2 separate regions of the Homo sapiens genome follow, and region 1 is linked to region 2. Evidence: chromatin contacts called from ENCODE Hi-C data. All regions are on one chromosome and are shown on one strand. The core of a region is the stretch at or near the end of the contact, and the rest is flanking DNA. Distances in the headings are between cores, read along the strand shown. Region 1 holds the start of LIPM (lipase family member M). Region 2 overlaps RNLS (renalase, FAD dependent amine oxidase).

Evidence for each region. Hi-C counts contacts between places; a loop is a spot of excess contacts on that map. Pooled maps may share reads with other maps.
Region 1: a loop to region 2 is called in a pooled map of ovary, with 2.8 times the contacts of the local background. The contact joins the promoter of LIPM here to the enhancer-like site in region 2. A Hi-C loop is called at or near these places in 2 of 168 maps with a recorded cell type or tissue (CD8-positive, alpha-beta T cell and naive thymus-derived CD4-positive, alpha-beta T cell) and 6 of 50 pooled maps.

Annotation. Positions count from the first base shown.
Region 1 is chr10:88,798,809-88,803,979 of GRCh38, reverse strand. LIPM (lipase family member M) reads right to left here and starts at 1,250. Exons shown (of 9, transcript NM_001128215.1): 1 at 937-1,250. The coding sequence starts at 1,083.
Region 2 is chr10:88,389,052-88,394,538 of GRCh38, reverse strand. The region is part of intron 4 of RNLS (renalase, FAD dependent amine oxidase); the gene reads left to right. Among named protein-coding and RNA genes, the nearest start is that of RNLS, 190 kb to the left of the region's middle. Within about 2 kb of position 2,143, at least 4 of the 41 ENCODE cell types and tissues checked have a DNase peak (open chromatin) inside an H3K27ac peak, as active enhancers do.

The DNA.
Region 1 (5,171 bases), core at 1-2,500, 410 kb before region 2:
ACATTGCACATGATCGTCTTACTCATCTGGAGGTAGCCTCTCCTCTTTCTCACCTGGGAGGGTTTATTGCGTAGTATTTATAATTATAGACTTTGTGTTTAGGCAGTCCTGAATTTAAATAGTAGCTATGCTATTACATTGGTATGGCCTTGTTCAACTTGTTTAACCTCTTTAATCTCAGTATCTAGATTTGAAATATGTGAATGATCCTATCTACTGCACAGGGCAATGAAATTGAAATAGAATAGTATCTCTGCTTGTGTCATAATCCCTGCTATGGGATAAGTGTTACCATAGGGTGACCATTACTAAAACCCAGCTTAGAATTTGAAAAGCTACCAAAAAAAAAAAAAAAAAAAACCTCCTGGGAAAACTAAAGAGATGTACTGTCATTTATGCATTTTACTTGTAGGAGGTTCTGTGTAGCACTAACTCGGGGTCCTTTTATTGCTATTCAGCAAAGTACCAGTCCAGAAACAGGATAAAAAGAGTAGATTAGAATGGTATAAGATGCTACTAGAAGTGTGTGCCCTGATAGCAAGAAGCAAAGGCTGACACCTTTGCAATATGGAAAAAAAGAATAAAAGAATAAAAGGTACAGACAAAATGGAAATAATCAAGGGACTGGGGTGAACTTAAAAGGCCTTAATTACTTCTCCACTCATAGGATGAACCAAAGTGTTCAAGGAAAAGTTAAATTGTGTTTGAAGCTCAAAGAGATTAAGTCATTTGCCCAAGTTTACTAAATTTGTGTGAGGAGACCCCAGGTCTACTGACATCCAGTTTAGCATTCTTTCCAGTACAATTTGCTACTTCATCACTATGCTCTTCTAGTATGAATCACCACCATGTATAAATATAATACATAATGTAAATAATACACAGATACAAACGTTAACATGTTAAGTACCTCATTTCCCAGAAATCCCAACTTACAATATTCATGAATGCTTCTGGGTCCACAGCTTTAGTTGGCATATGTACTGAATTCACATTTCTCTGGAACATATACGCCACCAGAATCAGAAGCCACATTTCCATTCTGTGTGAGACAATCCACTGTCTTGACAAGGTTTCCAACATGGTCCAACATCTGCATTTATTTTTTCCTGCCAATGTAACAACTAATTCTAAAGTAAGAAGAATTTGTGGGTTTAAAAACTCTTCACATATTTTCCTGCTGCAATTCCCTCTTCCAATTCTGAAGCAAATTAGGCAAGCTTAGTTGGTAGGGAAAGAACACAAAGTAGGCTGGAAACATTGCCTAGGATGTCCCAATACTATCTGACTCCTCCCATTCCTCCCTCACACAACTTGTAATCCCTAATCCTTCAACTTCCAGGTGTGTAGAACTTTCTTTGATGTGACCTGGAATTTTGTGCATTTGATACAGCCTATTAAAACCCCTGTACTTTATCACCAGGTAATAAGGAGTGTAGGGAACCTCTTTCCTTCCACTCCTAGATTTTATCTTTCTTTGATAGATAGCAAAAGATGGAGTCTACAGAAAGCACTGAAAGTTTCTATAGTCATATTCTGGGTCTTCAATGATCACTGTTTTTTGGTTAAAGATAAGTGTTGTGATAAGTGCTTTTATTTAAAATATCTAAAATTTTATGGACATTTTCTACTTTTAGGGATGGGTGAGAACATTGATTAGAAGAAAATGAATCTTCCATGTTTAGCCCATTTCGTCTAGTTCAATTAAATAGATATACACAAAATTTTTATTTTAAGTTGTAATCACTAGTTAATCACTGGGATATGACTAGATGGATTATCTAGTAAATAAATCATCAGCTATTGTGTATTTTAGTTTTTTATATATATTTATTATATTTTAAGTTCTAGGGTACATGTGCACAACGTGCAGGTTTGTTATGTAAGTATATAAGTGCCATGTTGGTGTGCTGCACCCATTAACTTGTCATTTACATTAGGTATATCTCCTAATGCTATCCCTCCCCACTTCCCCCACCCCACGACAGACCCCGGTGTGTGATATTCCCCTTCCTGTGTCCAAGTGTTCTCATTGTTCAATTCCCACCTATGAGTGAGAACATGCAGTGTTTGGCTTTTTGTCCTTGTGATAGTCTGCTGAGAATGATGGTTTCCAGCTTCATCCATGTCCCTACAAAGGACATGAATGCTTCCTTTTTTATGGCTGCATAGTATTCCATGGTGTATAGGTGCCACATTTTCTTAATCCAGTCTATCATTGTTGGACACTTGAGTTGGTTCCAAGTCTTTGCTATTGTGAACAGTGCTGCAATAAACATACATGTGCATGTGTCTTTATAGCAGCACGATTTATATTCCTTTGGGTATATACCCAGTAATGGGATGGCTGGGTCAAATGGTATTTCTAGTTCTAGATCCCTGAGGAATCGCCACACTGTCTTCCACAATGGTTGAACTAGTTTACAGTCCCACCAACAGTGTAAGTGTTCCTATTTCTCCACATCCTCTCCAGCACCTGTTGTTTCCTGACTTTTTAATGATCCCCATTCTAACTGGTGTGAGATGATATCTCATTGTGGTTTTGATTTGCATTTCTCTGATGGCCAGTGATGATGAGCATTTTTTCATGTGTCTGTTGGCTGCATAAGTGTCTTCTTTTGAGAAGTGTCTGTTCATATCCTTCGCCCACTTTTTGATGGGGTTGTTTAAGGGATAATATCCAGAATCTACAAAGCTATTGTTTAAAATAATGGGTTGCAGCCTAGTTATTTTCATGAACTAAATGTCTCAGTTCAACTGAATGTGAGGCAAATGTGAACAATCCCTTAGCATACTAATGATTGAGCAGGTCAGGAGGGTTGATTTATTTGTCGTTTTAAGTAAAGAATGTGTTAAAAGTTAAAAAAATATTACTTAAAGTGAAATATTTCTCTATTACATCAATTCTTCAGGGTTGAGCTAACAGCAGCCACACCAATATGCAGACTTTTGGAATGTGGTGGGTGAAGGAGCCAGATGCTGAAACCAGAAAGATAAGTCTGTCAGAACATATCTTCCCACATGACTCAGCCTCCTCCACTTTGGGCTGGTTGCATGGGTGTGAAGAGGTAAGTCTGCATCCTTATCTGGACCAGTGTGAATGTCACTAACACAGCTAATCTGATGCCAGCTAGAGGAGCCATTTGACCTAATTAGAAGAGCAGAGAAAACACTTATCCAACACTCTGCAGAGCCCTGTGTCTTCAGCACCCCATGAGTTCTCCCTCAAGGTAGGCAAGATGAGATTTCAGAAAAGAATATGGGCTCCCATCACTGACATTTTAGGATTTGTAAATGTTATATAGCCAGAAAAAAAGATATCATTCAGCTTTCATTTTCAGAAATGTGAAGACACATTAAATGACTTGCCCCACATTGCCTAGCTAGACTGTGGCAAGGCCAGAACTGAGATTCAGATATTTTAATTTGCTGTTTAGCATTATGACTACATGGGAAAATATATAACACTTCGATGTCCTCTTCTCCATCAAAGATGAAGCCTAACCTACTAACAGGAAGCAATTACATCAATCTCTGTGAACTGTCTTTTTAAAAAGTTATCTTCTGGATTTAAAATTCAGAATAATTCCCAATGATGTCATTATGAGTTTGACAGATACCATCTGTCAAATACCATCTGTCAGATACCATATTACTTTGCTGTAATATGTTCAGGTAAGATCAACTCCCGCATTAGATTAATATGCTTGTGAATACTGTAGAGACTTTTTTAGGAGAGAGTTTATGGCAATAAACTGATTGGTTCAATCCCCCACCCATTCCTTTTTATTTTATTCCTTTTATTTTTTAGCTTTCTGCAGCTGCAGCCTTGGGTACTGAGTACATTGCAGAGAAAATATAATTAAATTTGGCTCTCAAATTCCTGGGGAACTTTATAAGGTCATAACTGTCATTTTGGAAGCAGGCAAAGTCACTTCCCAAGTCAGCTCAAAGAGCGACATTTTGAGCAAATATTAAATAAGTGCAGTTCTTCCCCACTGCAGAATTTTACAACACCCTTACCACCTTAGCAATCCCCAGCCCATGGAGAGCATCAGAAACATGATAAAAGAGATGGGAGGGGGCCGGGCGTGGTGGCTCACACCTGTAATCCCAGCACTTTGGGAGGCTGAGGCAGGTGGATCATGAGGTCAGGAGTTTGAGACCAGCCTGGCCAACATGGTGAAACCCTGTCTCTACTAAAAATACAAAAATTAGCCAGGAGTGGTGGAGGTCGCCTGTAATCCCAGCTATTTGGGAGGCTGAGGCAGGAGAATCGCTTGAAACCAGAAGGCGGAGGTTGCAATGAGCCAAGGTCCTGCCACTACACTCCAGCCTGGGCAACAAGAGTGAAACTCTATCTCAGAAAAAAAAAAAAAAAGAGAGAGAGAGAGATGGGAGTCCAAGTGTGCCAGTGTGTCTGCCCACTTCAAGGTGCTGATCTTGAGAGATTTCTCTTTAGACGCTTCTATTCAGGAACTCTGTGACCTTAGAAAATGGATTTTTGTCATCTGAGTACATAAAGAAGTAGGATCTGAAGTATCTGGATTTCTTAAAATGAAGAAAATTGATCTCCCTTAATGTACACTATCTATAAATTAATATTAAAATACAGAAAAGCAACAGGTCAAGTAGAATAAACATTAAGAAAAAGCTTTCTAATAAAAAAGTGAATGAAAATCAACCTGTGGCCCTACACATTCATATACCATGTGTAAAAACTGTAAAAACCAAAACAGCTAAAAAACCAACCAAACCAATAAAATGGTACAAAATAAAAACAATAACACAAGAATAAGGAAAAAAAAAAGGCTTGAAGCTGTAAAAACAAAAACATTCCCTAACCTGAAGGAAAGAGGTGGGAGCAAAGAGTACGTGTCAAAATCAGCCTCAGAAACTTCCACCCTTTATACACGGTACCCAGTAAAGCGCACCTCAAATTGGCTTAGTAAGTAAGTCCCTTCTACATTTCATTTGAACCATGAGGTGTAAAACCATAACATTTACCTTCATCTTTTGAATATGAGGTCAAACTCTCAAGGATTAACTCTATTTGGACATGAGAAATAATTCCTCTCAAAAATTAATGAAATAGTAAAAAAAAAAAATTAGAGCTTCTACAAATCCTGGTTCAAGTGAGGATTCAAGAATCAGAATGTACTATTAATGTG
Region 2 (5,487 bases), core at 894-3,393:
CCTGACTTTTTAATGAACGCCATTCTAACTGGCGTGAGATGGTATCTCATTGTGGTTTTGATTTGCATTTTTCTGATGGCCAGTGATGATGAGCATTTTTTCATGTGTTTTTTGGCTGCATTAATGTCTTCTTTTGAGAAGTGCCTGTTCATATCCTTTGCCCACTTTTTGATGGGGTTGTTTGTTTTTTTCTTGTAAATTCGTTTGAGTTCATTGTAGATTCTGGATATTAGCCCTTTGTGAGATGAGTAGGTGGCAAAAATTTTCTCCCATGCTATAGGTTGCCTGTTCACTCTGATGGTAGTTTCTTTTGTTGTGCAGAAGTTCTTTAGTTTAATTAGATCCTATTTGTCAATTTTGGTTTTTGTTGCCATTGCTTTTGGTGTTTTAGACATGAAAGTCCTTGCCCATGCCTATGTCCTTAATGGTATTGCCTATGTTTTCTTCTAGGGTTTTTATGGTTTTAGGTCTAACATTTAAGTCTTTAATCCATTTGAATTAATTTTTGTATAAGGTGTAAGGAAGGGATCCAGTTTCAGCTTTCTACATATGGCTAGCCAGTTTTCCCAGCACCATTTATTAAATAGGGAATCCTTTCCCCATTGCTTGTTTTTGTCAGGTTTGTCAAAGATCAGATAGTTGTAGATATACGGCATTATTTCTCAGGGCTCTGTTCTGTTCCATTGGTGTATATCTCTGTTTTGGTACCAGTATGATGCTGTTTTGGTTACTGTAGCCTTGTAGTATAGTTTGAAGTCAGGTAGCGTGATGCCTCCAGCTTTGTCCTTTTGGCTTAAGATTGACTTGGCAATGCAGGCTCTTTTTTGGTTCCATATGAACTTTAAAGTAGTTTTTTCCAATTCTGTGAAGAAAGTCATTGGTAGCTTGATGGGGATGGCATTGAATCTATAAATTACCTTGGGCAGTATGGCCATTTTCACGATATTGATTCTGCCTACCCATGAGCATGGAATGTTCTTCCATTTGTTTGTATCCTCTTTTACTTCATTGAGCAGTGGTTTGTAGTTCTCCTTGAAGAGGTCCTTCACATCCCTTGTAAGTTGGATTCCTAGGTATTTTATTGTCTTTGAAGCAATTGTGAATGGGAGTTCACTCATGATTTGGCTCTCTGTTTGTCTGTTATTGGTGTATAAGAATGCTTGTGATTTTTGTACATTGATTTTGTATCCTGAGACTTTGCTGAAGTTGCTTATCAGCTTGAGGAGATTTTGGGCTGAGACGATGGGGTTTTCTAGATATACAATCATGTCATCTGCAAACAGGGACAATTTGACTTCCTCTTTTCCTAATTGAATACCCTTTATTTCTTTCTCCTGCCTGATTGCCCTGGCCAGAACTTCCAACACTATGTTGAATAGGAGTGGTAAGAGAGGGCATCCCTGTCTTGTGCCAGTTTTCAAAGGGACTGCTTCCAGTTTTTGCCCATTCAGTATGATATTGGCTGTGGGTTTGTCATAAATAGCTCTTATTATTTTGAGATACGTTCCATCAATACCTAATTTATTGAGAGTTTTTAGCATGAAGGGTTGTTGAATTTTGTTTTGTCAGAGGCCTTTTCTGCATCTATTGAGATAATCATGTGGTTTTTGTCTTTGGTTCTGTTTATATGCTGGATTACATTTATTGATTTGCATATGTTGAACCAGCCTTGCATCCCAGGGATGAAGCCCACTTGATCATGGTGGATAAGCTTTTTGATGTGCCTGAGAGACAGTTTATATTGACTGCTTTTGTACTGCATGTGTGCCATACTTTTAGTTTCTTTGAATGTCTCCTAATTTTTTGTTGAAACTACATTTTAAAAAATGTTGCAACTCTTGAAATCAGAATCTCCTACCTCCCCAGGGTTTGTGAAAGTTGCTGTTTGTAGTTGGTGCTTGTTTTGTTTGAGCTAATTATTTAATATGTGATTTCTTTGTCATAGGTGGCCATTGGAGTCTCTGATAGCTGACTTAGTGTTCAGCTAATGATTGGACAAAGATTTTCTTAAATTCCTGGAGCTCACAAGTCCTCCAATCTTTGCCTAAGGGCTCTGTGTGCATTTGGAGCACACCTTGAACACTCCAGCAGGCAGTATGAAACTCTGCCTTCACTTTCACTTCCTGCCTCCATAGAGCCACAAGGTTAGGCAGAGTTGAGAATTTAGATCTTTCTCAGGTCTTAGCTGAGCATGCAGATAGCACTGAGTATGCTCACATCCCTACACATGAACTTGTACTTCTAGTTTCCCAGCATTATGTCTGTGCTTTTCAAATCATCCTGTGGACGTATCTTTCCACAGCTTCTCCTTTTAAGCTTTTGGTAAGCTGATTATTTGCTTCAACTCTTATGTACTGCCTCAGGCAACAGTGATGTGAAACAATTGCCACTCAGTCTTTTCTACAAATAATTGAAAATCATTTCTGTTAAGAAAAATATTCACATTGGGTGAACTCTAAGTCAAGTCACATAGAGACAATATTATGAGTGGAATATTTCAGGGAACCATCAGACAGGTCAAATAATGATAGTTCTCTGGAAATGGAGTTTGGAGAGAGCGCTAACCCTGTTCTATCCCCTCCGGGGGCTGCCAGACTGCCAGTGTTTATCATGATTGCAAGTTGTTGGTTTCCCAGGTTATTGCAGAGCTGGGGGCAGGGGAGGGAGAATGAGAAAAGAGCAGAGTAAAAGACAAAAAAGCTTAGTTTTTACTGACATTCAGCCATTTTTTTAAATAAAAGCTTACCTGATTTCTGCTAGTCTTTGATTAATTTCCAGAGTTCTGAAAAAGTTTACACTGACAATTTTTGCCAGTATTTTTATTGCTTGTATGGAGGAGAGGGTTTTCAGAGTCCCTTATTTTGCCATTTTCATTATCACCCCATGTCCTCTTTTAATAACAAATATTTTTAATAACATCTCTAACTATTCTAAAATGAAATTCATGGATAACATAACCTACCAAGACATTTTTTTGTTTTTTAGACGGAGTCTCGCTCTGTCGCCAGGCTGGAGTGCAGTGGCGCGACCTTGGCTTACTGCAACCTCCACCTCCTGGGTTCAAGCAATTCTCCTGCCTCAGCCTCCCAAGTAGCTGGGACTACAGGTGCCTACCACCATGCCCGGCTAATTTTTGTATTTTTAGTAGAGATGGGGTTTCACCATGTTGGCCAGGATGGTCTCGGCCTCTTGACCTTGTGATCCACCGGCCTCGGAACTCCCAAAGTGCTGGGATTACAGGCATGAGCCACTATTCCTGGCCAGTACACATTATTTTAAAATTACTAATATGATTGCCTAATTGTAATTTAAAGAAGAAGAAAGGAATATCATAATAATAATTGAAAATGCTTGGGGACAACTACACTGGAAGACATAATCAGACACACCTGTTTGTATAATCACTTTGAATTGGGATGTTACAAATTATTGCAGTTATATTTTCAGAGGATTCAAATGTCATATGTGCCATGGATATTGATATTATAATTTTCAAAAATGATTAACAATTCTCAGTAAGGTTCAAATGAAACAAAGTATAGTCTTCAGTTAGTTTACATTGGATTTGCATTTATGGGAAATTAGGTGTCTATTAAAACCATGAAAAGAAATATTTAATTTTTTATGTAAGATTGAATTTGGTCCTAGGCTTAAATCATTACATACAGATTTTTTAAAAATCTACATGAATAGTTGGTGGGACAGTAAAATCTAACATGATATGGAACTTCCCCTTACCTCCCTGACTACTACCCACTGAATGTCAGTTAACAGTCCCATAATAATTTATACTTTGAGACACCCTTCCCAAGAAAAATGGCCCTCATAAACTTCCAAAATATCCCCTAGAAGGCAGTACCATTCCTCTGAGAGCCACTGCTTTAGAAGAGCCAGCTGTTAGTTGTTTTTTGGCTTTGGGTTTTTTAAAATCTGAGGTGCACCAAGTTTCAAAGAAAGGTCCCCAATAAGAAAACCAACAAGCTGACTAAATGCATGTGTGCTATGGTCCCTGCTCACTACTCCTCTGCCCCACATTCCACCTTTCAGGAAGTTTGAGTACTGAAATAATACTAAATAATTTGCAGACACTTTGGGGGATTGGATGCTCAAACACTTTTTTCCCCTCTTTTATCTTATTTGGAATGAGAGTTTTATTTAGTGCATTCAGACGAACGAATATTAAAAACTTCCTTAGGTCCTCAAAGAAGGGCCTTGACATCTTTCCTTAGTGAGCTGGTCCAATGTTCTAAATCCTCTGAGCAGGATCCCTGTGGTGTGTGACCCAGATAGCGTCCCAGAGACTTTCACTTTATTTCCTTGTGAAGACACGTGAAAGCTGCTTTATCAAGGAGTCACTAAGTCTGGTCACAACACAGTTTCAAGGAACCAACACTGGGACACTTACCATTTTGATGATTTTATCAGCTTTGATGGTGAGCCTAATTACAAAAGTCCTATCAAATGAATATCCACTGGTTCTTGATAGACCACAACCAAATTGTATTTCCCCCTTGTGTTCCTAGCTATTTATGAATATTGTTGCAAATGCTGTAATTGCCATCACCTTCTTCTGACTTTCTCAATATAATACCTAATTAGTCAGTGTCAGTGTTGCCAGATGATATGAAATGCTGTGGCTTCTGGCCCTCATTTTCTAATGGATTTGGAATTGTATGTATTTATGTCATTGCTCTTCCTTTATAGCAACTACATGCCCTATCCCTGAATCTGTAAATATTCTGAGGCAGGTATATCTTGTAGTCCCCCAATAGCAAGAGTACCCTGCTTATAGTTTTTGGACATTTGTATTTAATGTTGCTCCTTTTATTTCTGTATGCATTCTCACTAGATAGGGCTTTAGCTTTAAAAACTGTGCGAATTTCATTCCACCAGAGGGCACCATGGTAAACTTCACTTTCAAAAGGATCCTTAACAACTCAGTTAAGAAATCCCTAAAAGGATCCTTAACAACTCAGTTAAGAAATCCCTAAAACCGAAATATTGAAACAAATGAATGTAATTAAAGCAGCAATACCTTTGACCAAGATATTTATTCCATCGTGACTTTTAAATCTCTATAGAATGATTCATTTTGCTAAGGGTATGTTAATCACTCTCAAGCACAACTTTGACAAATCAAAAATAGATAGCAGGCTTTATTATGGCCAATGTGTGAGCTCCACAGACTGTCAAAAAAAGAAAACAACAATAACAAAAAAAAACCCAGCACAGTTCTGTTAGGAGACATACCTCTCCTTTTCTGGCTCCAAAAGAGAATGAATGCTTTTTGAATCCTAGGAGGTAAACCAATATCGTAATTTCCTACATGCTACAAAATAGCCATCTTTAGTAAAGCTCCAATTTCAGGGTGGATTTTAATTGTTTACTACTAATAAACCTTGGGAGTTAATTTATACCATCCCTCAAGTCCCAACACAAACAGATTCCCTTTTCCAGAACTCATGGTGGCAAGATTCCATAGAACTC